2 separate regions of the Homo sapiens genome follow, and region 1 is linked to region 2. A link is a loop called in an ENCODE intact Hi-C map of the cell type or tissue named here. Cell type or tissue: natural killer cell. All regions are shown on one strand.

Region 1 (2,500 bases), 210 kb after region 2:
TCAGAAGAATTGCTTGAACCTGGGAGGCAGAGATTGCAGTGAGCCGAGATCGTGCCACTGCACTTCAGCCTGGGCAACAAAGTGAGACTCCATCTCAAAAAAAAAATAAAAAATAAAAAACAAAACTCTGATCACCAAATACTCGAATGCTTGGGGAGACTGATTTGAGTAATAATAAAACTCTGATTTCCCACACAGCCAGGTCTTCATGAATAATTCTTTCTCAGGCTGGGCGCCATGGCTCATGCCTATAATCCCAGCACTTTGGGAGGCTGACACAGGTGGATCGCTTGAGCTTAGGAGCCTGGGCAACATGGCGAAACCCTGTCTCTACTGAAAACACAAAAATTAGTGGGGTGTGGTGGTGTGCACCTGTGGTCCCAGCTACTTGGGAGGCTTATATGAGAGGATCACTTGAACCTGGGAGATGGAGGTTGCAATGAGTTGAGATCATGCCACTGCACTCCAGCCTGGGCGACAGAGTGAGACTGTCGAGGCAGCGAGCAAGGTGAACCCACTGGGTGGTTACAAGATGGCACAGAGTTTATAAGTAGAAATTCTCTTGACTGCACAGCTTTCCATAGTCTAGCAATGTGCCCTTGGGAAAATGTATTCATCTCTTCGAGCTCAATGTCTTCACCTGTACAATGGTGTTCTGGTGAAGATCAAGTGAGATAAGGCACACTTAGCAAAATGCCTGGCACATGGCACAAAATTTTGTATTCCTCTTCAGATGTTTATTTCATAAGTATATGGACTCCTACTATCAGTCAGTTTGACCAGAGAAACATAAACACTATGAGTAACAGAGTATGGTTTACGATAGAGATTATGAGGATTTATCATAGGGATTAGAGTATAGACAGTTGTGGGAGCTGTTGGAGAGGTCTACACAAGGCTGTCGCCTTGGGTTGTGGGTTGTGTAGGGTCTGAAGTCACCCAGGCTGGCAGTCAGGAAGGCTGAATGTAAAGTAGGGAAGAGCAAGACTTGGGATCCATATGGATAGACTAGAAATCACAAGGACAAGCAATGACATTGGGCGACCTGCAGGAGAAGCTGTTGCCCTCTGCCACAGAACCACCCAATCACCTGGCCCAGGTCTAAGAAAAGCTGAAGGAGGAGATATGGTAGGAGCTTGAGGGGCCGTGGATACCACCGTGTAGGGAAAACTCTCCCTAACTGTGTTTTTCCCCTACTCTCACACCTCAACAATCAACACAGAAGACTTCTGTGGCCATGTGTTGTGTGGTTTTTTTTTCTCACATACCAAGCTGTGAAGAGCATGTGGGTACCCTCTAATTCTGATGCTATCTACCCAGAGATAGTGTCAGATGCTACAGGTTGAGGGCTCAGTACCCAAGACTGCCCCCTCACACAAACCAATCACAAGCCTGCGCCTCTGGAACTTCTGACTGGCTTCAAGTTGAGGTTCCCATGACCCCCTCTTTGGGTTCAATTAATTTGCTGGAGTGGCTCACAGAACTCAGGGAAACACTTACTGATGTTTACCTGTTTATTATAGAGGATATTGCAAAGGATATAGATGAAGAGATGTGTAGGGTGAGGTTTGGGGGAAGGGGCATAGAGCTTCCACACCCTCCCTAGGTGCACCATCCTCCAGGAATGTCCGCGTGTTTGCTATACAGAAGCTCCCTGAATCCAGTCCTCTTGGATTTTTTGTTCGTTTGTTTTGTTTTGTTTTGTTGAGATGGAGTCTCACTCTGTCGCCCAGGCTGGAGTGCAGTGGCATGATCTCGGCTTGCTGCAGCCTTCGTCTCCGGGGTTCAAGTGATTCTCCTGCCTCAGCCTCTCAAGTACCTGGGATTACAGGCACGCACCATGACATCCGGCTAATTTTTGTATTTTTAGTAGAGACAGGGTCTCACCATGTTGGCCAGGCTGGTCTCGAACTCCTGACCTCAAATGATCCGCCTGCCTCGGCCTCCCAAAGTGCTGGGATTACAGGCATGAGCCACTGAGCCCGGACCCTCTTGGGTTTTTATGGAAGCTTCATGATGTCAGCATTTCTTCCCCCAGGGTGTACAAGGGTCTTAAGACCCACAATCAGAAAGGAGGGAAACATTAGTGTCCTGCCTTGAGGCAGGTGAAAGGAGGGCAAGAGAAGCTCAAAGGCCCGCCTCCGAGGTCTGACACACCCCATATTACAACAAGACTGTACCAAGGCAGGGACCATGGATGAAAACCAATATACATCATAATGCCACCCTGCCCCACCCCAGCAAGGCCAGCTAGGGAATCAGCAACAATAACGCCTCACTGCAATAACGCCTGCCACTATAGCCTTACTTTCAGCACAAAGAAAATGGCAGATGCTTCACTTGTGGCTTCTAAAACTTGTTCATGTTTCTTCTGTGGTCAACTGCAACTCAGAATCATTCAGGGAAGGAAGCTGGGACACTTAGTTTGAATTTATCTAAGTCGACAGAGTACAAAGCCATCACACTTTTGTATTACTTATAACCCTGGCTACTTTAGTCT
Region 2 (2,500 bases):
CTGCACATAGCAACATTATCTGCCATCATGGCCTAGGAACAGAGTAAAGATTACATGTATCTGACGCTACCATTGCATGCTGGTCTTGTGCTTCCTTTCAAAAGTCAGCCTGTTTTGTCTCAGTGAAATAGACCGTATTTTATGGTGTGTGGTCCCTCTTACTTCTGACAAGTTGACTATATCAGGCCTTTGACACACACACACACACACACACACACACACACACACACACACACACCTGGGGCTATTGTTAATGTGTTACAGTTGTTGACATTTTTTCGGGTTATGGTTTCATTGTTCCAGTCTGTTCAACCAACGCCAGTCACACTGATCAAAATGTGTTATGTTTTTGGTTTTCCAGACCACTTTCACTCTGACAATGATATGTCTTTTACTGCGCAGAGGTTGCTCAACAATGAGCCAATAAGTCAAGGTATTCAACGGATATTTCACACCCCTTATCATCCTTAGGGTGTTGGCTCCAACAAGAAGTAAAACGGACTTTTAAAAAATCCACTAAAAGAAATTTCTGACTCTACCTCCTTCACACTCTCCTGGTCCATGCATCTTAGTAAGGTAGTTTGGTCACAAAAAAGGCACCCTGAAAGGGTTCATAGTCTCCTAGCCACCTCCTATATAATGATCAGGATGAAAAGGGGAGGGTTTGCTAGACTTAGTCTGATATTCTGGGATTCCACTCTGACAATTCCTGGGCATGATATGCAGCTTTCTTTCTCCAAACAATGACTCCAAGTCAGCCTGGTTGGTACACTCTCTGGGTGGCAGTCTGGCAAAAGGGAACTTAGGAAATTCAAACTTAATTCTGGTTCAGCCACCTGGATTCTCTTGTTGTACTGAAACCTGGATCAGGGGTCAGCAAACTATGACCTGTGGGACAAATGTAGCCAGCTGCTAGTTTTCAGAAATCAAGTTTTACGCCTGGCACGGTGGCTCACACCTGTAATCCCAGAACTTTGGGAGGCTGAGGCAAGCAGATCACCTGAAGTCAGGAGCTCAAGACCAGGCTGGCCAAGCTGGTGAGACCCTGTCTCTACTAAAAATACAAAAAATTAGCCAGGTGTGGTAGTGCATGCCTGTAATCCCAGCTACTTGGGAGGCTGAGGCAGGAGAATCACTTGAACCTGGGAGGCAGAGGTTGCAGTGAGCTGAGATCGGGCCACTGCACTCCAGCCTGGGCAACAGAGTGAGACCTCGTCTCAAAAAACAAGAAAGAAATCAAATTTTATTGGAACACTGCCTTTGACTGACACACACACAAACACACACGCACACACACACCACCCCTGGGGCTATTGTTAATGTGTTACAGTTGTTGACATTTTTTCAGGTTATGGTTTCATGGTTTCAGTCTGATCAACCAACTCCAGCCACACTGATCAAAGTGTGTTATGTTTTTGGTTTTCCAGACCACTGCGATCTCGGCTCACTGCAAGCTCCGCCTCCTGGGTTCACACCATTCTCCTGCCTCAGCCTCCTGAGTAGCTGAGACTACAGGCGCCCGCCACTATGCCCGGCTAAGTTTTTGTATTTTTAGTAGAGACAGGGTTTCACCATGTTAGCCAGGATGGTCTCGATCTCCTGACCTCGTGATCCACCCGCCTCGGCCTCCCAAAGCAGACCACTTTCACTCTGACAATGATAGGTCTTTTACTGCAAAGGTTGCTCAACAATGAGCCGATAGTCAAGGTATTCAACAGATGTTTCACACCCCTTATCATCCTCAGGCTGCTGCCATTTCTTTATGTGTTGTCTGTGGCTGCTTGTGTTCTACAATGGCAGAGCTGAGTAACTGTGTCAGAGGGTGTGTAGCCTACAAAGCTGAAAATATTACTCTCTGGCCCTTCACAGAAAGGTTACCAACTCCTGCCCTAGATAACAAAGATAACTACCACTTGGTTGAGGATACTGCTCACCAAGTACCCCTACAGTGACCCACACCAGTCAAGCAAGGAAACAAGGTAAGTCTGTGTAAACTTTATAAAAATGCTCTTGTTCCTCTTGCACATGACCTCTGTGAGTAGGGGATTAGAGAAAAGTAAAGCATTTGAAGTGACTGACAATCACTCCTGTTATATAGCAGATCCCCTTTATCCATGGGAAAAACATTCTAAGACTCCCTGTGGACACCTGAAATCATGGATAGTACTGAATCCTAAATCCTATATATACACCCTGCATTTACTATGCAGACATACCTGTGGTAAAGTTTAATATATAAATTAGGCACAGTAAGAGATGAACAACAACAACAATAAAATAGAACAGTTATAACAACATCTACAAGGATTGGGTGGAAAAATAAAAAATACATGTAACAATATGCCAGCATCAGTACTCTTGTGCTCTGGTGCAATTGTTAAGTAATATCAGGGTTATGTGAATGCAGTAGCCCTGCGACAATAGCTCTGATAACCAAGAAGGCTACTAAATGGACAGCATGGATATGCTGAACGAAGGCAGAATTCACATCCTGGGCAGA

Evidence for each region. A loop is a pair of places that touch in the nucleus more often than their neighbours do. Peaks named below come from ENCODE experiments on the same cell type or tissue, not always from the same donor. Only the 100,000 strongest peaks of a DNase experiment are listed, where the experiment ranks them.
Region 1: it touches region 2 in a loop (7-fold over the local background); 2 of 110 quality-filtered maps call a loop at or near these places.

What each region holds. Positions count from the first base shown.
Region 1 is chr12:31,931,191-31,933,690 of GRCh38, forward strand. No RefSeq gene overlaps it. Among named protein-coding and RNA genes, the nearest start is that of RESF1, 27 kb to the right of the region's middle. In natural killer cell, no CTCF peak of the experiment used is centred here; a DNase peak (open chromatin) is centred at 1,271; H3K27ac peaks cover 966 bases.
Region 2 is chr12:31,721,939-31,724,438 of GRCh38, forward strand. The region is part of intron 1 of AMN1 (antagonist of mitotic exit network 1 homolog); the gene reads right to left. It overlaps LOC105369722 (a long non-coding RNA gene), which reads left to right and starts at 1,851. Exons shown (of 3, transcript XR_931497.3): 1 at 1,851-1,979. In natural killer cell, no CTCF peak of the experiment used is centred here; DNase peaks (open chromatin) are centred at 343, 1,393 and 1,733; H3K27ac peaks cover 1,710 bases.